Regions from separate parts of the Homo sapiens genome. Here region 1 is linked to region 2. The links are chromatin loops, found by intact Hi-C in ENCODE. Cell type or tissue: chondrocyte. All regions are shown on one strand. Links, peaks and the distances in the headings refer to the core of each region. The heading gives the core; the rest is flanking DNA.

Region 1 (10,431 bases), core at 1,945-6,944, 320 kb after region 2:
CCAATAGGCCGCCAGCATTGGCAGGGTTAGCTCTGATCCAGTCGGTGGCCACAGCAAGCAGAGCAGTTGCCATGCGCACTCAGCTGAGAGCTGGCTTCCATCAGAGCACTCTGCTGGCTTTTGTAAGGATTGTGTGTTGTGGGCCCCTGTCCCAAATGGGCCTCTTTGCAAAGTTGTGTCGCCTGAGATGGTCCACCTCGATTTTAAAAGGAAACTGGGGCCAAGAGGAGAGGGGTTAGGAAGAAAGAGAGGTGAAATGAGACAATGGAAGCTCCCACTGTGCCACAGAATCTGATTCCTGGCGTCCTCTGGCAGCTGGAACCACAGTTGAAAATGTCTTGGGAGGGAGATATCCCCATGCTTCTTTTTTTTTTTTTTTTTTTTTTGGAGACGGAGTCTCGCTCTGTCGCCCAGGCTGGAGTGCAGAGGCACGATCTCAGCTTACTGCAACTTCTGCCTCCCGGGTTCAAGCGATTCCCCTGCCGCAGCCTCCTGAGTAGCTGGGACTACAGGCGCCCGCCACCACGCCCGACTAATTTTTTTTATTTTAGTAGAGAGAGGGTTTCACCATATTGGCCAGATGGTCTCGATCTCCTGACCTCGTGATCTCCCCGCCTCGGCCTCCCAAAGTGTCAGGATTACAGGCGTGAGCCACCGCGCCCGGCTGATATCCCCATACTTCTGCTCGAGCTTGGAAGAAATCTCTTTTGGTGTGAGAGGCCAGGGTTAAACAGCCCATAAGCCAAAGTGGCAGCTGCTGTCTTCCAGCCCACAGGAGGCTTTCTGGGTGGGCATATTGATTTACCAGCCCCCAGTGCAGAGGTTCTTGATCTTTCTAATACATGCCAGCTCACCAAATGCTTGTCACACTTGCAGGTCCCAAGCCCATGGCTGTAGTTTGGCCAGATAGGCCTAGAGCTCTCCTCTTGACAGATCCCGCAGGGCTGGAGCAGCCCAGCACCCTCAGACCACCTGTGGAGAAACACTGACCAGGTCTTCTCTAAAGGGGGCTGGGTGCCTTTATGGAACTCTGCGTAGGAGCTCAAAATTTCCCTGACTTCATTGTCACATAAAGAGCTAAGCAGAACTAAGTAACTCCTAAAGCAGCCCAAGAATTAAGCTATTAAATGAGAGCCATCCTGGGCTTCAGCCTGTGCCTCGGCTGTGTGCGTCATCGAGTGGTCTGGTCCTTGGTAAGGGGCTTAGTGTGCTGGTCAGTGCTAGAATTGGTGGCTTAGCCTGCAGGGGAAGAAGAGTTGAAAGAGCTGTCCTGGATTGCTTGGCCAGTTGGTGGCCAAACCAGGAAGCTTTCAGTGGTCCATGCGTACCGCTGACCTGCAGACGAGCTGGGGCTGCCCCCTAAGCCTTGCTTTACGCAGGATCCATGCCTTCTGGTTTTGCATTTATAGTTAAGTGTGGGGGATGATTTAGAAATGCCATTTCCCCTCCTTTGCAGAGGCGCTTTCTTTGACCAGCGATGGGGAGGGCCCTTGTCAGTGTCTCCTTGACCATCTGGTCACTTGTCTAACTTTGGTTCCATAAACCATAAAGTCTTATCTCAGGTGTTTTTGTTTGCTGATTTAAAAAGACTATCTTTCACCTCAGGAAGATTGAAAATGCTAATGAAATCGCTAAATTTTCAGTAGATCAAAAAAACCTGTTGCTTGGTTTCCCAGCTGTTTTTCTGATCGAGGCTCTCTGAAGAGCATAATGCAGTCCAACACATTAACCAAAGATGAGGATGTGCAGCGGGACCTGGAGCACAGCCTGCAGATGGAAGCTTACGAGAGGAGGATTCGGAGGCTGGAACAGGAGAAGCTGGAGCTGAGCAGGAAGCTGCAAGGTGAGGGCAGCGCCGGCTCCGGGGCCAGGCGGGGGCGCTGCGGCCAGGCTGCACCTCACGCTGTCTCTCCATCCCTCAGAGTCCACCCAGACCGTGCAGTCCCTCCACGGCTCATCTCGGGCCCTCAGCAATTCAAACCGAGATAAAGAAATCAAAAAGCTAAATGAAGAAATCGAACGCTTGAAGAATAAAATAGCAGGTATGTGTTTAAAAGTGTGACTTCTTAGTCTCTATTTTTGGTCATTACTGTCTTAAAAGGGAATTTCAGAGTCCTTTTCATAAAGTGGGAAAGCAGAAAAAAAGCTTAGGCTTTAGCAAGCTTATTTAGAGTTCTCAAATTTTGGTCAGTTGTTTTTTTTTAGACGGAGTTTCACTTTTGTCACCCAGGCTGGAGTGCAGTGGTGCGATCTCAGCTCACTGAAACCTCCACCTCCTGGGTTCAAGCGATTCTCTTGCCTCAGCCTCCCAAGTAGCTGGGATTACAGGCATGTGCCACCACACCCGGCTAATTTTGTATTTTTAGTAGAGACAGGGTTTCACCATGTTGGCCAGGCTGGTCTCGAACTCCTGACCTCAGGTGATCTGCCTGCCTTGGCTTCCCAAAGTGCTGGAATTACAAGCATGAGCCACTGCGCCCAGCCCCAATTGGCTTAGTTCTAATGATATTATTTTATAGTCACCAGCTAGAATCAGTTCCTGATATTTTATCTGTACGTTCTCTGGCTATTTTCTGCTTCTCTGTTACAGTTTTCCTTTTTGTGGCTTTCAGACAGTTCCTAGAGCTGCTTTCCTCCTAAAGCTTAATCAGTGACTCTGCCTGCTCCTTGGTGTTGTAGGTGCTAGACCTGCTGTCACCACTTTCTTTTGGCGGTTCCTAGGTTATCAAAGTTCCCTAAAAGCTCCAATCAGTTTTTGTTTTTTTGTTTTTTTGTTTTTTGAGACGGAGTCTCACTCTGTCACCCAGGCTGGAGTGCAGTGGCATGATCTCGGCTCACTGCAAGCTCCGCCTCCTGGGTTCACGCCATTCTCCTGTCTCAGCCTCCCAAGTAGCCCCCCACCACGCCTGGCTAATTTTTTGTATTTTTACAAAATAGAGACAGGATTTCACTGTGTTAGCCAGGATGGTCTCGATCTCCTGACCTCGTGATCCGCCTGCCTTGGCCTCCCGAAGTGCTGGGATTACAGGCGTGAGCCGCTGCGCCTGGCCTGGCTCCAATCACTTTTAAGCCTTAACCTCACACAGGTTGGCTCTGCAGTTGACCTTCACCTCCAAAGCACACTTTGAATCTCACCTTCTCTGCATTTCCTATCAGGAACCCCACTGTCCTGATCCAAAAACAGACTTCTTTGATTGAGTCACTTACTAACTAAAACTTTTCTTGCACGCTGAGAAAGGACAAGGGCCAGGCACTGTGCTGGGTGACACAGGTTAGAGGGACTGAGCAGACGAGTGTGTGCGCCACCCAAGGGCTCCCAGTGCTCAGGGGAGATCGCTGTCAGATCAGAGTAAAGTCTAGGGAGCCTGTTCAGCACAGGCATGCAGGTAGCTGTGCCTATGACACTGTGTGTGTGTGTGTGTGTGTGTGTGTGTGTGTGTGTGTAAGTAAAAAAACCTCTGAATGAAAAAGTGTTGTGAATTATTAAATAATTTCCTGTCAGTAAGTCAGCTAACATAAAGTTTACATATAGTCATTGCACATAAAGGAACAGAGTTTATTTCCTCTTTTGTCCAGATTCAAACAGGCTCGAGCGACAGCTTGAGGACACAGTGGCGCTTCGCCAAGAGCGTGAGGACTCCACGCAGCGGCTGCGGGGGCTGGAGAAGCAGCACCGCGTGGTCCGGCAGGAGAAGGAGGAGCTGCACAAGGTAGGTGGCTCAGTTTGGGGTGAGAAAGGCTTACGGGACTTTGCAGAATTCTGTAAGGTCACGTTCATGCCGATGATGGAAGACCTCTTGGGACTCCTGCCCATGGGCTGTCCCTGCTGCATGCAGGACGCCAGGGCCAAGCCTGGCCCCGGGGCCCCTGCCACGCCTGCCTGCTGCACAGCCCCCGCGTCGGCTGGCAGAGCTTGGCTCCCAGTGGCAGGTGCCTTCCACCCCCTTGCCCCCAGCGGTTATCCACCTCGCAATCAGCCTCTCCAGTCTCCACTTCAGACCCACAGAGAAAGCAGCACCCCACTGCATTCTAAAGCGAGGAAAGATGTCGATAGGGCATGGTGGCCGTGCACAGGGCATGGTGGCCGTCCACAGGGCATGGTGGCTGTGCATAGGGCATGGTGGCTGTGGCAACACACGCTGCGTCCCGAGCCAGGCCCTCCCCTTCTCTCCACCAGGCCTCTGCTCTTAGAAGGGGACCCTTAGTAATGACAGGGAACTGCAGCAGAGACCCTGTGTTAAAATCTGGGTGATTTCCCCCCATAATTCGTTTATAAATTTCATTTTTAGTAATATATGGGAAACTTTTATGCTCAGGTGTCAGCATGTTACTAACACAATTATATGCGTGTTTTCTAAAATACATTCATTGATACATGTTATTCTTGAACCTGTAGTTTGTGATCTGTTCTCTAAAATGTGCCAGGTATCAAACCCAGATTGTTTCTTAAGATAATCTGTGGGTCATCCACGTGAGTGATTTGTCTAGAAGTGCAGTGTGGGGCACATGGCATCTCATTGCTTGACAGGGTCATAGTACCTCCCAGCGGGCCCAGAGAGGCCTGGGGAGGCCTCCCCTTCACGTGTGGGAGCTGCCCTGCCAGCTTGCTCAGGGTCTTGTCACTTCCATCTCAGACCAGCAGGTGTGACAGTGACTGAACTGCCAGATAGTTGACCAGATTGGCTGCAGGGAGGTCAGGGTCATCAGCGTGGTGAGTGCAGAGTGACAGCCAGTATCCGCACATCAGTCTGCATTGAAGGGCAGGCTGTCCAGCGATTGTTTTTATACAGTTCTTCACTGTGACTTCACCTTCAGCACTTTGTGTCATATGTGTTCTTTTTGATTTTGCTTATGTTTAAGTAACTAGATTGAGTGCCCAAATGCTTCATTCAGCTTTGCGGCTGTGCAGGTGACACTGGGCAGAGGCTGACATTACGGAGCGTCCTCCTGTAAGCACGCTGCCCCCATGTGGTTGTGGGGCTTTTTTTTTTTTTTTTTTTTTTTTTTTTTTTTTTTTTTTTTTTTTTTTTTTTTTTTGAGGCAGAGTCTTGCTCTGTCGCCCAGCCTGGAGTGCAGTGGCACAATCTCGGCTCACTGCAACCTCTGCCTCCCAGGTTCACACCGTTCTCCTGCCTCAGCTTCCCAAGTAGCTGGGACTACAGGCACCCACCACCACGCCCAGCTAATTTTTTTGTATTTTTAATAGAGACGGGGTTTCACTGTGTTAGCCAGGATGGTCTCGATCTCCTGACCTCAGGTGACCCGCCCACCTTGGCCTCCAAAAGTGCTGGGGTTACAGGTGTGAGCCACTGTGCCCGGCCTGTGGGGCCTTTCTTGGTGTGCAGTTGGTCTCAGCACCTGAGCCCAGGCGGCCTTCCCATTGCCTGTGTGGCTGGCACGAGACAGAGCACAGGTCTTTTTCCAAGCAGCTCAGATCTGTGGCTCTAATCTGTAACCAGCATTGGCTGTCGCTTTTAACTCCTCAATATCATGGAAGACCGAACCTCCAGCCTTCCAAGCCTTTGTTAGGCAAACGTAAAACATCTATAATTGTTTTTGTTCAGCAACTGGTTGAAGCCTCAGAGCGGTTGAAATCCCAGGCCAAGGAACTCAAAGATGCCCATCAGCAGCGAAAGCTGGCCCTGCAGGAGTTCTCGGAGCTGAACGAGCGCATGGCAGAGCTCCGTGCCCAGAAGCAGAAGGTGTCCCGGCAGCTGCGAGACAAGGAGGAGGAGATGGAGGTGGCCACGCAGAAGGTGGACGCCATGCGGCAGGAAATGCGGAGAGCTGAGAAGCTCAGGAAAGAGGTAGCTGTGGAGATGGTTCAGGGATGGTATCGACTGGACATTTGTGTGACTTTTATAAAACGTCTTTGAAATCTTGGGCTGCATTACTGTAAAAGGGGTCAGAAATTTTCTGTGGAGCCAAGTAAGTTGATCGGCCGAGCATTTATTTTGTTGTTCTCATTCCTCAATATTGGTGAAATTACAATAAGGTTCTTGTGGTGCTGATTTTCTTTAATTCCCTTTTAAGTAAATAGAGGGTGTTTATGCTGTGCTGTGATGCAGCCTGGCTTATGTGAATAAGACACCTGCAGTCCACACAGGGCAGGTGGCAGTAGAAAGGCAAATCACGGGCCGGGCACGGGGCTCACGCCTGGAATCCCAACACTGTGGGAGGCGCCAAGATAGATGGATCGTTGAGTTTAGGAGTTTGAGACCAGCCTGAGCAACATGGCAAAACCCTTCAGCACACTTCAGGCCGCCGCTTAGGTGAGTGCTTCTGAAGTGTCTTGGCTCAGCACCATTCGACACTGTTGGAATGATTACAACCCCAAAGAGCTTTCTTATGTAGGCTACAGCTCTCAACATGCACCATGGCAGAAATTAAAACAAAATCTTGTTAATACAATGAAAACCCATTTCATGTTAACATAAGTAACATGTTTAATGAAAAGTAACTATTTCTTTAAAAATTTGGCAGGAAGAATGGCATTTTTTACATTTTGTTAGCTGTTCTTTAATATCTGGCTGAATGGAAAACAGTTGAGTTCTCATGGCTGTTTCTTCAATCCGTTTTGCTACACCGTTCTGGATAAAGTACATGAAGAAATCCTGGCCCCCACAGATAGCTAATTAGGAAAGGAAGGGCCTTGCACACCCCTGATGTCTCAGGACCCCAGGGTTTGCAGCCCTGTGCCGCCCTGGGTGTTCTGAGTGTTCTGCTGTGAATGGTTGACATATTGTAAGCGATGCTTAGTTTAGAACTCTATTAAAATTTCCTTGATAAATCCCATAAATGAGAAGGCCTGGAAGCACATGCTCCTGTTCCTTTCAAGTTCAGGGCTCTTTGTTCTTTAGCCCCAGAGGACCTGTTTGTTTTCTTCTTAGTCTATTTTGCAACCCAAATATATTTGTAGTTACAGGCAGTTAAAACTGAAGTTAGTGATACCCCTAATGAGGAATTAGCATTCCACATATGGGGGAAGTGATAACAGTGCCTGGGATTGCCCTCGAGTGGTTTGGGCACAGGCAGAGATGAAGCGGGCTTGGCTCGGGAGCTCACTGTTGAAGCTGGGTGCCGGCACGTGTGTTCGCTATTCTGCTCGTTCTTCGTGTGCGTGTTTGAAATGGCCCATTTAATAAATGAATTCAAGTTCTACAGATATCAAAAGTACTGGTTTTCACGAATCAGTGAAATTTAAATTTCAAGAAATGTATCCTTTCTTGAAATTTAAGTGTCAATTTAAGCTAGAATTGAACCTTGTTTTATTAGTAACCAACCATCCCAGTTGAACCCAGAAGTGTATTTCTCAAACTTTAATTTGTGATAAGATTTGATGAAGGGTGAACACGCGCAGAGCTCCTTCGAGGTCTTGTTCTTGTGGAGGTCCCGTGGGTGCTGCTGTAACTGGTGAAGCAGGGCTCGCTTTTTGTTAATAGAAACTGGATCTTCCTTTTGTAGCTGGAAGCTCAGCTTGATGATGCTGTTGCTGAGGCCTCCAAGGAGCGCAAGCTTCGTGAGCACAGCGAGAACTTCTGCAAGCAAATGGAAAGCGAGCTGGAGGCCCTCAAGGTAGTGCTGGGCGGGGGTCTCTGCCCTTAACTGAGAGGGATGCTTATCTTTGCTGACGCCACCACATGGAAGTCACCTTGTGTAATGTGTGGTCCGGGCCGAGTGTCACCCGAGGCTGTTCAGACAAGACCCACATGTGGAGAGGTGGGGGGTGTGACCCCTGCCTTCGTGACTGCTTTCATTTTTAAAGGCCAAGTTCATGTTTTTCCTTTGTTATATAAAAGTTTCAGGCAATTCACAGTAAGTCCTAGGAAACGAATATCTAATTGGCTCATTTCCTACTCCAGCCCCATCAATTCATAGCCTTCTTCACATCGTGGTATTCTAAATTCGGTGCAGTTGAGTTTTGGAAAAGCTCCTTAAAGCCCGTAGCCTGCTGCTGACTGGGGAAGAGACAGGCTGGCCATCAGTCGGGGCCCACTGGTGGGGCTGGAGGGTAGCAGGGAGGCCGCGGAGGGCGGGAGTGGGGAAGGCCACAGTGGCCAAGTGGGCAAGGGGCCGGAGGCGGATCTCCTTGGCAGTATGGCGTGGCCTGGATCTCCTCATGTGTGAGCCGCGTGCGATGGGTCTGCCCTCTCCCTTCGCCTCAGTGATCTGGCAACTCTTCCTCTGGGACGTGGGCCTGAGATGCTGTTCCTCCCTGGCAGCGGGCTTGGCTGGACCTCGGCATGTGGTGCCCGAGGCTCCTGCCCCTTTCTCAGCCCTTGAGTCTCCTCTCTGCACAGCAGGCAGAGTGAGCTTGGCAGACCAAAGCCGGATCACATTCCTGTGCGGCAGGGCCTCCGTGGCTCCGCAGCTGTCCAGCAGCTACCCTCCTGCCTGCTCCAGCCCAGCAGTGCCTCTCCTGCCCCTCCTTGCCCCGCCACACCAGACACACTGGCCTCTCTGCATGCTGCAAACACTGCCAACACGTCCCACCTCACTCCAGCCTGTGCCCTTGTTCTTTGCCCCTAGCCTGACACCTCACTTAATAGGCCAGCACCTTACAGAAGCCGCCCCAGCCATCCTGGCACGCCCTCCACTCCCTACAACCTGGCTGGGGTGCACGGCCCCTCTGCCCCTTTACTGGTTTGCTGTCAGTTCCCGCCAGCCCCAAGAGAGCAGAGACCTCAGTGTCACCCCAGTCACAAGGAGGGGGCCCAGCACAGAGTCAGCCCTCAGAAGAATGCTGCAAGCATGAATGAACAGGGTGTGGGGCAGAGCTTCGGGGGTCCCAGGCAGACCTGGGCACATCCCCCTGCAAGGCCGTCTCCTGCTGTGACCCCCTAGAACCTGGATCACGTTAGCCAGGTCAGCTACGTCATCTGGTGTAGACCAGGCACACACAGTCCTTGGGAAGGTGTCTGCACTTGCTTGGGATGAAAGGGGTTGAAAGGACAGTGTGACCCTTGAGGACACAGAGGTTTGTCAATTTATGTTAACCTTTGTCTTCAGGTGAAGCAAGGAGGCCGGGGAGCGGGTGCCACCTTAGAGCACCAGCAAGAGATTTCCAAAATCAAATCCGAGCTGGAGAAGAAAGTCTTATTTTATGAAGAGGAATTGGTCAGACGTGAGGCCTCCCATGTGCTAGAAGTGAAAAATGTGAAGAAGGAGGTGCATGATTCAGAAAGCCACCAGCTGGCCCTGCAGAAAGAAATCTTGATGTTAAAAGATAAGTTAGAAAAGTCAAAGCGAGAACGGTAGGTTTTCATGAGCTTCTCAGTTCAGAAGATGCAAGCTGATACCCACGCCATAGATACGAATATCAGTGAAGTTACGAGCTTTTAAAACTGTTTCTCGCTCACCTTGGCAGGCATAACGAGATGGAGGAGGCAGTAGGTACAATAAAAGATAAATACGAACGAGAAAGAGCGATGCTGTTTGATGAAAACAAGAAGCTAACTGCTGAAAATGAAAAGGTAATTAATTCAAAGTACCTGAGTTAGCACTTTGTGTGGAAGTTGTAATTTAAAAAAAAATTATTTTTAATTTGTGTGGGTACATAGTAGGTATATATATTTATGGGGGAGTAGAATGTCGTCATTCTTGAGTCTTGGAAGTTTGGTTTTTTTTTTTTGAGATGGAGTCTCGCTCTGTCGCTCAGGCTGGAGTGCAGTGACGCGATCTTGGCTCACTGCAACCTCTGCCTCCCAGGTTCATGCCATTCTCCCACCTCAGCCTCCCAAGTGGCTGGGACTACAGGCGTCTGCCACCACGCCTGGCTAAGTTTTTGTATTTTTAGTAGAGACGGGTTTTCACCGTGTTAGCCAGGATGGTCTCAATCTCCTGACCTCATGATCCACCCACCTCAGCCTCCCAAAGTGCTGGGATTACAGGCATGAGCCACTGCGCCGGCCGAAGTTTGGTGTCTTTTTACAGTGCAGTAATGTGCCATATAACGATGCTTCCATCAATGATAGACTGTGTGTACAACAGGCGTCCCGTACGATCATAATACTGTACTTTACTCTACCTCTTCTGTGTTGAGATACACAGATACTTAGCATTGTGCTACAGCCGCCGGCAGCGTCCCGCACAGCAACATGGTATGCAGGCTTGGGGCCTGGAATTGACAGGCTGTACCACAGGGCCTGGTGTGCGGCAGCCGCACCGTCTAGGCTTGCGTGAGTGCATTCACGCTGTGTGTGCAAGGACACGTTTCTCAGACCGTGTTCTTGCTGTTTCACTACACGTGACTGTTTTAATTTTTGAATGGAGTCATGTGTTTGGTCTTTTAAATAGGATGTTTGTATTCAGCGAAAAGATGCCAATTGCCTGAAGTCACTAGCTCCAGCTCCATCAGTTTAGGTTTAGATTTGAATTGAAATGTGACTTAAGCTAGATACAGTGAAAAAAATCCATATCATGAACTTAGTT
Region 2 (10,431 bases), core at 2,339-7,338:
TTTGGCTCACTGCAGCCTCCGCCTCCTGGGTTCAAGCGATTCTCCTGCCTCAGCCTCCTCAGTAGCTGGGACTACAGGTGTCTAGCACCATGCTTGGCTAATTTCTGCAGTAGAGACGGGGTTTCACCATGTAGGCCAGGTGGTCTCAAACTCCTGACCCCAAGTGATCCTCCCGCCTCAGCCTCCCGAGGTGCTGGGATTATAGGTGTGAGCCAGCACACCCGGCCTGCAGAAGTCTTTTTTTTTTTTTTTTTTGAGACAGAGTCTTGCTCTGTCGCCCAGGCTGGAGTGCAGTGCCGTGATCTCGGCTCACTGCAAGCTCCGCCTGGCGGGTTCACGCCATTCTCCTGCCTCAGCCTCCCGAGTACCTGGGACTACAGGCACCCACAACCACGCCCGGCTAATTTTTTTTTTGTATTTTTAGGAGAGACGGGGTTTCACCGCATTAGCCAGGATGGTCTCGATCTCTTGACCTTGTGATCCGCCCGCCTCAGCCTCCCAAAGTGCTGGGATTACAAGCGTGAGCCACTGCGCCCGGCCAGAAGTCATCTTTAAACATCTTTAAACCTCTTCCTGTGGCATCCGCAGGCCCTTGAGATGCTCATCCGAATCTGCTCACCCGTGGGCCTTGGAAGGAGGAGGCTGAATTCCTCCCAGCTGTGGCTTCCCCTGTGGAATGGGATACTCCAGGTCTCCTGGCCTAAGGAAGCGGGGGCTGGGACTCACTGAAGGCTGTAACATTGGGTTGGGGGTTACAACCAGCAGTTTTAAAAAAACGGAGTAGAACTAGGGTTACCAGGTGAATTACAGGATACCCAGTCATATCTGCATTTCAGATAAGTAACTTTTTTAAAGTGTGTATGTCCCAAATATTCTATGGGGTGGAACACACTAAAAAAAAAGTATTTACCTGAAATTCAAATAGCAGGTGTCCTGTATTTGTATTGCTCAATCTGGCAATCCTAAGTAGAATGGAAGAGAAAGTGTGGGAAGGGGCCAGGGCGTGCAGGGGAAATGTGATTGCCTGTGCATTTGTGGGCATGTATTGTAAATACCCACGTGTTTCTTAACTGTGGGTTGGAGCCAGCAGTGAGAAGCCGCTGTCCCTAGTGGTTGTGAGGGCTACGTGTGAGGCTGCCGCAAAGCCGCTTAACAGCGCCCGGGGAGTAACGGGGGCTCACGCCTGTAATCCCAGCACTTTCGGAGGCCAAGGCGGGTGGATCACCTGAGGTCAGGGGTTTGAGACCAGCCTGGCCAACATGGTGAAGCCCTGTCTCTACTAAAAATAAAAAAAATTAGCCTGACATGGTTGCACGTGCCTGTAATCCCAGCTACTTGGGAGGCTGAGGCAGGAGAATTGCTTGAACCCAGGAGGCGGAGGTTTCAGTGAGCCGAGATCGCACCACTGCATTCTGGCCTGGGCGACAGTGAGACTCCATCTCAAAAACAAACAAACAAACAAAAAACCCAGAAAACAGTATGTAGTTTATAGGATAAGGATATAAAGAAAAAATATATGGCTGGGCACAGTGGCTCACACCTGTAATCCCAGCACTTTGGGAGGCCGAGGCGGGAGAACTCCCGAGGTCAGGAGTTCGAGACCAACCTGACCAACAGGGAGAAACTCCATCTCTACTAAAAATACAAAATTAGCAGGGCGTGGTGGTGCATGCCTGTAATCCCAGCTACTTGGGTGGCTGAGTCAGGAGAATCGCTTGAACCCGGGAGGCAGAGGTTGCAGTGAGCCGAGATCACGCCATTGCACTTCAGCCTGGGCAACAAGACAGAAACTCTGTCTCAAAAATTAAAAAAAAAAAAAAAAAGGAAAGAAAATATTTTTATACAGGTGTACAATGTGTGTTTTAAGCTAAGTGTTATTACAAGAGTCCAAATGTTTTTTAAAAAGTAAAAGGTATATAAAGTTAAACCATTACAGTAAGTTAAGGCTAATTTGTTATCAAAGAAAGAAAAATATTTTTTATGAACTTAGTGTGGCCTAAGTGTCAGTGTTTACAAAGTCTACAGTAGTGGCCAGTAATGTCCTAGGCCTTCACATTCACTCACCACCCACTTGTGACTCACCCAGAGCCACTTCCAGTCCTGCAAGCTCCATTCATGGTAAGTGCCCTAAACCTGTGTGTCATTTTTTACTTTTTATGCCATACTTTTACTGTACCTTGTCTATGTTTGTATCTGTTTAGATACACAAATACTTTTTTTTTTTTGAGACAGAGTCTGGCCCTGTCACCCAGGCTGGAGTGCAGTGGTATGATCTCAGCTCACTGCAATCTCCACCTCCTGGGTTCAAGCGATTCTCCTGCCTCAGCCTCCCAAGTAGCTGGGACTACAGGCACCTACCACCATCCCCAGCTAATTTTTGTATTTTTAGTAGAGATGGGGTTTCACCATGTTGGCCAGGCTGGTCTTGAACTCCTGACCTCAGGTGATCCACCTGCCTCGGCCTCCCAAAGTTCTGGGATTACAGGCGTGAGCCACCATGCCTGGCCTAGATCCACAAATATTAATACTTACCATTGTGTCACAATTGCCTACAGTATTCAGTACAGTCCCACGTTGTACAGGTGTGTAGTAGGCTGCCTCATCTAGGTCTTTGTCATGATGTTCACGCAGCCACGAAATTGCCTAATGACACCTCTCAAAATGTATCCCTGTTGTTAAGCAACACATGACTGTATACATAGATACATTTGAAAATAAATTTTTATTTAAAAAGAATATTTGTTTAGAAATAATATTTATTTTAAAAGAATGACAAAGCCATAACATGTTAACATTAGTCATTATTTTTAAATGAAAAATAAGTATGTTCTGAAACCACAACAACAAAGTTAACAATAAGGGTGGCATTAGTTTTCATTTTTGTCAATATCTTTATGGTCTGGCTTGATAGGAGACAGGTAGATTCTCATATCTGCTTCTGCATGAGTCTGTTGTGATACGTTGTTTTGGTTGAAGTTTGTGGGGAATATTCAGCCGCTCACAGACATGCTGTTGGAAAAGGATGAGTAATTCAATACAGTCTTTAGATAGTTGTGACTATCCTTCTTTGATACCACACCAAAACTGGAGATGTTTAAAGATTAGTTATCATGATTATTTAAAGATTCTTTAAAAGATGAGTTATAATCAAAGATTGGTTAAAATGTGGATTAAAGGTTAGTTATAATGTGGATTCGAGATTATAATCTTTAAACTGAAAGGGTCTTGTACATTTTCATTTACTTTATGTATATGATGTGAAGTAGAGCTCCAACTTCGTTCTTCTGCAGGTGGCTCTCCGCTCTCCCAGCTGAAGAAAAGACTGTTCTTTCCCCACTTCACCCTCACATTTGGGGGTCAATTGATTTTGATGAGAGTGCCTTGGCTCTCATCAAAATCAACTGACCCCTAAATGTGAGTTTCTTTCTGGAATCTCAGTTCTATTGTATGGGTCTATATGTCTGTCTTTATACAAGCACACACAGGTTTGACTACTGTAGCTTTGTAGTAAATTTTGAAATCAGAAAGTGTGAATCCTCCAATCTTTGCTCTTTTTCAAGATTTTTTTTTGGCTGTCTGGGTTCCTTGAGTTTCTACATGAATTTTAAGATCAGCTTAATTCCTACAAAGAAGCCAGCTGAGACTCTGATGGGGATTGTCTTGAATCAATGTTCTTTTTGCTATAACTTATAGAGTAAATTAAACAACTGAAGGAAGGTCCCTGTGAGCTGCAGTCCCGGGAGAAGAGGAAACCCTTCAACATGGATTCTGGAAAGAACAGCCTTGGCTTTCTTCTGAACAAAAAGTTCTGGCCCAGCTGGACCCGGGGTGGGCACCGGGAGTGCAGGCTGCTAGTCCTCTCCTGCCAGCTTTGCGAGGCGTGGGGAGCACCTGCAGCATGGCTCACCTGAACCCAGTCCCCAGGCCCATGGCCTCCGAGAGATGAACACTGGCTGCCCAGAAGCAGGTGTGGGTAGGAGGGCAGAGGGACTGCCCGCAGGCGTCCCTGGGCTCCCTGGCTCCTTTCTGCTGATGTGCCGCCTCAGTCGGACAGAGGTTTCAACACACTTGTACCCTTCTCAACACAGGCCAGGCGTCTCCGGGGCCTGGAAGAAAACCAAGGTCAGGGGATCTCCTAGTTCAACAAGGGAGAACAACATGTAAGGAAGATAAAAATTAAAGCCGTGTCGGATGTGAGACACCCAGGGTCTCATATGACAAGACGCGAGTGGACTGCAGGCTGGGGCGGAGCTGTGGAGAGGGAAGACCCGGGGTGGGGCCGGGGAGAGGGGAGGCCGGGGCGGGGTGGGGGTGAGCAGTGGGATCCAGGAAGGTTCTCAGAGGAGAAGATGCCCACCCACACTGGGATTACAAGGAAGATAGGAATTTGTCAGAGGGCAAGGGGACAGCGGGAGGGAGTGACCAAGGGGGTCAGCAGGGGCAAAGGCCAGGAGGTGGTCACAGTATAGGTGTGTGTGGGGATGGAAGGTGTCAGCACAGCTGAGGCTGGGGAAGGGACAGGCAGGGCATCCCCGTCCTCGAGAGCCAGGCCAGAGCACTCGGGGACTGTCCTATGGCCAGCAGGAACCTGAAGGGCTTAGGAACATCCCCTGGCAGCCAGACACAGGATGGAGGGGAGGGCGCGGGACGGTGAAACCCTCTTCTTCTGGAACTCAGCCCCTCTGTCTGGGAGACACAGGAAGGAACTGCCAGGGCTGTGGACTTGCACAGTCTTGCCTGAACTATCTCATCCCTGGCAGTTTTGTTTGTTTGTTTTTTGTTTGTGTTTTAAAGATAGGGTCTTACTCTGCCACCTAGGCTGGAGTGTGGTGGCACAATCATGGTTCACCGCAGCCTTGGCCTCCCTGGCCCAGGTGATCCTCTCACCTCAGCCTCCGGAGGACCTGGGTCCACAAGCACACACCAGCACACCCAGCTAATTTTTATTTTATTTTATTTTATTTGTAGCGATGGGGGTCTCACTATCTTGCCCAGGCTGGTCTTAAACTCCTGGGCTCAAGTGATCCTCCTCCCTCAGCCTCCCAAAGTGCACCTGATATTACAGGCATGAGCAGCTGCGCCTAGACCCTGGCAGCCTTTTGAAATGGAATGTATCTGTCACCATCTTTGCAGATTAGGAAGCCAAGGCTAAGAGAAAAGAGTGACTTCTTCAGGGTCACCCTGTCATCCATGTCGGTGGGGAAAACCCTGGACAGCCCCACGCTACCCTGATTTCTTTCCCTCATCTCTGTCCTCAGACTGGTCAGCAGGGCATGCAATGCCCACCAGAGGGCACCAAAGGCCAGATTTGCCGTGCACTCCCACACCGTTTTGAGTCTCAGATGCGGCCTCCATTGATTAGAGTCTCAGATGCGGCCTCCACTGATTGAGTCTCAGATGCAGCCCCATTGATTGAGTCTCAGATGCAGCCCCTATTGGTTGAGATCCCCAGGTGCAGCCTCCACTGATTGAGAGCTTCACATGCAGTCCCCATTGATTGAGAGTCTCAGAGGCAGCTCCCATTGATTAAGTTTCAGATGCAGCCCCTGTTGATTGACTCTCAGATGCAGCCCCCATAGACTGAGAGCCCCAGAGGCAGCCCCACTGATAGAGAGTCTCAGATGCAGCCCCCATTGATCGAGAGTCTCAGATGCAGCCCCTATTGATTGAGTCTCAGATGCAGCCCCTGTTGATTGAAAGTCTCAGGTGCAGCCCCCATTGACTGAGAGTCTCAGAGGCAGTCCCCACTGATTCCCAGACACAACCCTCAATGACTCTCAGATGCAGCCCCTATTGATTGAAGTCTCAACTGCAGCCTCCATTGATTGGCAGTCTCAGATGCAGCCCCATAGACTGAGAGCCCCAGAGGAAGCCCCATTGAGAGCTCCAGAGCAGCCCCCATTGATAGTCTCAGATGCAGCCCCCATTGATAGAGAGTCTCAGATGCAGCCCCCATTGACTGAGAGGTTCACACGGAGCCCCCACTGAGTGACAGCTTCAGATGCAGCCTCCATTGATTGAGAGATTCAGATGTGGCCCCCATTGATTGAAAACTTCAGAATCAGCCTCCATTGATTGAGAGCCCCAGATGCAGCCTCCATTGAGAGCTTCACATGCAGCCCCCATTGCTTGAGTGTCTCAGATGCACCCCCCACTGGTTGAGAGTCTCAGATGCATCCCCCATTGATTGAGAGCTTCACGTGTAGCCCCCATTGCTTGAAAGTCTCAGATGCAGCCCCTGTTGATTGAAAGTCTAAGATGCAGCCCCCAATGACTGAAAGTCTCAGAGGCAGTCCGCACTGATTCTCAGACACAACCCTGAATTACTCTCAGATGCAGCCCCTATTGATTGAAATCTCAAATGCAGCCCGCATTGATTGAGAGTCTCAGATGCAGCCCCCATTGACTGAGAGGTTCACATGGAGCCCCCACTGAGTGACAGCTTCAGATGCAGCCTCCATTGATTGAGAGATTCAGATGCGGCCCCCATTGATTGAGAGCTTCAGAATCAGCCTCCATTGATTGAGAGCCCCAGATGCAGCCTCCATTGAGAGCTTCACATGCAGCCCCCATTGCTTGAGTGTCTCAGATGCACCCCCATTGATTGAGAGCTTCACGTGCAGCCCCCATTGCTTGAGAGTCTCAGATGTACCCCCCGTTGCTTGAGAGTCCCGGATGCACCCCTCATTGATTGAGAGCTTCACACGCAGCCTCCATTGATTGAGAGTCTCAGAGGCAGCTCCCATTGATTAAGTCTCAGACACAACCCCTATTGATTGACTCTCAGATGCAGTCCTCATTGACTGAGTCTCAGATGCAGCCCCTATTGACTGAGAGTCTTAGATGCAGTCCTCATTGATTGAGAGTCTCAGATGCAGGCCCTATTGACTGAGTCTCAGATGCAGCTCCTATTGACTGAGAGCCTCAGAGGCAGCCCCATTGATTGAGAGCCCCAGAGCAGCCCCCACTGATTGAGAGCTTCAGATACAGCCCCCAGTGATTGACAGCTTCACATGCAGCCCCCAGTGATTGACAGTTTCAGATCCAGCCTCCATTGCTTGAGAGCTTCAGATGCAGCCCCCCATGATTGAGCTTCATTCACATGCAGCCCCCACTCTGGATTCTCCGCTGAAGGGTCACCCTGGTAGAGCCTTAAGAGAATTGAAGCTCAGGTCCAGGTGGCTCTGCGGCCCTCCTTCTGAGTCTGAGGTGACAGGGTAGGTGAGGTTGGCCACAGAAGGGAGTGCATTAGGCCCAGAGGCTGTGACTAAGGAGGCTTTGGTGCTCCTTCTCTCCCTAGACTTTTGCGAAACTCTTCGAAGTCCTGGAGAGGCTCTGGAGTGTGGCTACTTGGAGCCCTGTGTCTGTGGGGAGCCGCTGCCTAGATCTAAGCACGGTCTGGCTAGAGCTTCCCACTGGACAGTGGCTGGTCAGGGGGAGTTTGTTGGCTCCCACCCCGGCCCCCGGGCAGCACATATCAGCTGGCCTGGCTGGGCCTTGGGAGGACAGAGGATGCTCATTCCTCAGGACTAGAGGAGCCCTGTGGTGCCTCCCTCCCGCTCTAGCTGGGAGATGGGCAGAGCTGGACTGCACCTGCTGCTGTCCCCACTGTGACCAGGCTTTTGGGGTGGACAAGAGGGCTCATCCCCTCCATACCCCTCCCTGGAGCCCCTCCCAGGTCCACGTTGTGGGACTGGGCTGTGACAGGACTCTGGCCAAAGAGATGTGTGGAGACATCACAGGAAAGGGGCTGGTGAAGTTGGGGGCTACCCATGGGGTCCTAAGAAAGGCTGGTGCTTTCCTGCCTTGGGCTGCAGTCCCAGCATGACATGAGGTGTTGCTTCCTGCCATGAACCAAAAGGCAAGAGGCTTGCCAGGGAGAGGCTTGGAGCCTGGATTCTGTTTGGTCCACGGAGTTCACCAGTCTCAAGACCACCTGGTTAGTTCCTGGTGGTGAAAGCATCCTGGAGAGGCATGTTCTCACTCAGGGAGATGGTTCAGGGGTGCAGGTGCCCCAACACCCTACCGCTCCCACGGACTCACTTTGCTGGTGGGGGCTTACCCCCTACAAGGCCAGCTGCATAACCAGAGTGCTGCGGTGCCCACCCTGCTCCTGGTGAGTCAACAGAATCCTGACAATATTGCCCAAGTCATCTACAAATCCAAAGTCAAAGTCTTCCCTATCAATATACCACTCAGGTTCTTTGATGAGCTCAGTAAATACTCTAAAAATGGAGGAAAGACTACAGCCACAAATAGCTAAGCCAGCTGAAAACGCGGAATCCCAGATGTGAAGACACACTAGGAAGCGTCCTCGGAGGAGCAGCTTTTGGGAACAGGAGCAAGCCACCCGCAGAGTGGGGTGGGGCCGGAGCAGGGCGAGCATTGTGAGAATATCACACGATCCCACCATGGGCAAGGAGTGAATCTTTTTTTTTTTTTTTTTTGAGACGGAGTTTCGCTCTCGTTGCCCAGGCTGGAGTGCAATGGCACAATCTTGGCTCACCGCAACCTCTGCCTCCCAGGTTCAAGCTATTCTCCTGCCTCAGCCTCCCTAGTAGCTGGGATTACAGGCACCCACCACCTTGCCTGGCTAATTTTGTATTTTTAGTAGAGATGGGATTTCACCACATTGGCCAGGGTGGTCTCGAACTCCTAATCTCAGGTGATCCACCTGCCTCGGCCTCCCAAAGTGCTGGGATTACACATATGAGCCACTGTGCCTGGCCAACGAATGAGTCTTTTTTTTTTTTTTTTTGATGGAGTCTTGCTCTGTCACCCAGGCTAGAGTGCAGTGGTGTGATCTTGGCTCACTGCAACCTCCACCTCCCGGGTTCAAGTGATTCTCCTGCCTCAGCCTCCTGAGTAGCTGGGATTACAGGTGCCTGCCACCATGCCCGGCTAATTTTTGTATTTTTAGTAGAGACGGTGTTTCACCATCTTGGCCAGGCTGGTCTTGAACTCCTGGCCTCATGATCCACCTGCCTTAGCCTCCCAAAGTGCTGGGATTACAGGCGTGAGCCACTGCACCTGGCCAGCAGTGAGCCTCTTAAGCAATGGTGTAGAACAGTAGTCCCCAACCTTTTTGGCACCAGGGACTGATTTCATGGAGGACAATTTTTTCCATGACTGCTAGGGTGTGGGGGATGGCTTCAGGATGAAACTGTCCCACCTCAGATCATCAGGCATTAGATTCTCAAAAGAAGCACTCAACCTATATCCCTCACATGTGAAGTTCACAATGGGGTTTGTGCTCCTATGAGAATCTGATTTGACAGGAGGCAGAGCTCAGGCGGGAATGCTCACTCGCCTGCCACCCACCTCTTGCTGTGCAGCCTGGGTCCTAACAGGCCATGGACTGGTACTGGTCCACAGCCTGGGTGTTGGGAACACCTGGTGTAGAAGACTGGATCTCTAACTTAGTGGGAAAATAATGGATCTTTACTTAACCTCACATACAAAGCAGGACTCTAGAGAAAGTAAAGTTCCAAATGTCAAAGGTAAAAATAGGAAGCTAGAAGAAAATGTAAAAGAATTTTTGTAAGATACAGGCAGAGAAGGTCTTGTTATACCAGGATTCAAATGCCTAACCCATTGCTTCTCGGGCTTCTGGCTAAGATCAAGTGTCGTATCAAATGCATAATCCATAAGGCCACAATCATTGTAAATTACATCGAAACTAAGATGCTATTGTCCAGGGACACCAGGAACAAATCGGAAAGAGATATGAGAAAAGGCAACGATAATTGCAGTATCTAAAAGAGATATGCAATTAATTGCTCTAGAATGAACAGAAGCGTCTGTGAGTCAGCAAGACTGACGGAGGGACGAAGCCAGGGTAAGGGAGGAGTCTGCACCCCCCATCGCCAGGTTCTCCAGGCAGCCACAGCCACAGGCTGTTTAGAGCCTGGGGTCAGTGGGACCCAGGAGGAGGCTGCTAGGGTTGAGGCCGGTGGAGCTGCCCCTGCGGCCCCGGGCGGGGCTGAGCCAGGGAGGTGCACTCAGGACTGCAGCAGCCCCAGGAGATGCCCCGAGGCCTGGCCCAGCTCCTCAGTTTCCCTCTGCAGGTCAGGCTTGGGTATTCCCTGGGGCACGCCAAGCCTACAGAGGACAGAGGGGATCTGTCTGTGTGTGATGGGGGGCCATAGGGCGGGGCTTCTTTCTTCTGGCCAGGCCCTGGGGGATGTGTGTGTGTGTGTGTGTGTGTGTGTGTGTTGGCCCTGGGGGTGGCCACGGTGTTTCCTGGGAACAGCATGTGTCTGTATTAGGTCCTGTGTCTGCTATAACAAGTCACCACAAACTTGGTGGCTTAAAGCAACAAAAAAGTCTTCTCTCACGGTTTCAGAGGCCAGAACCTGCAATCAGTATCAATGGGCTGAAATCAAGGGGTCGGCAGAGCTTCGCTCCCTCCTGGGGGTCTAGGGTAGAGCC

Evidence for each region. A loop is a pair of places that touch in the nucleus more often than their neighbours do. Peaks named below come from ENCODE experiments on the same cell type or tissue, not always from the same donor. Only the 100,000 strongest peaks of a DNase experiment are listed, where the experiment ranks them.
Region 1: a loop joins it to region 2, with 5 times the contacts of the local background. A loop is called at or near these places in 3 of 110 quality-filtered maps.

What each region holds. Positions count from the first base shown.
Region 1 is chr14:102,967,295-102,977,725 of GRCh38, reverse strand. CDC42BPB (CDC42 binding protein kinase beta) reads left to right here. Exons shown (of 37, transcript NM_006035.4): 10 at 1,677-1,843; 11 at 1,923-2,042; 12 at 3,577-3,710; 13 at 5,565-5,807; 14 at 7,465-7,575; 15 at 9,010-9,254; 16 at 9,368-9,473. Among named protein-coding and RNA genes, the nearest start is that of AMN, 50 kb to the right of the region's middle. In chondrocyte, for the core only: CTCF peaks have their summits at 4,740 and 4,940 (motif pointing left); no DNase peak of the experiment used is centred there.
Region 2 is chr14:103,287,840-103,298,270 of GRCh38, reverse strand. LOC105370686 (a long non-coding RNA gene) reads left to right here. Exons shown (of 3, transcript XR_944246.2): 3 at 3,694-4,197. Among named protein-coding and RNA genes, the nearest start is that of EIF5, 41 kb to the left of the region's middle. RefSeq lists an enhancer at 10,334-10,431. In chondrocyte, for the core only: CTCF peaks have their summits at 5,078 and 5,288 (motif pointing right); no DNase peak of the experiment used is centred there.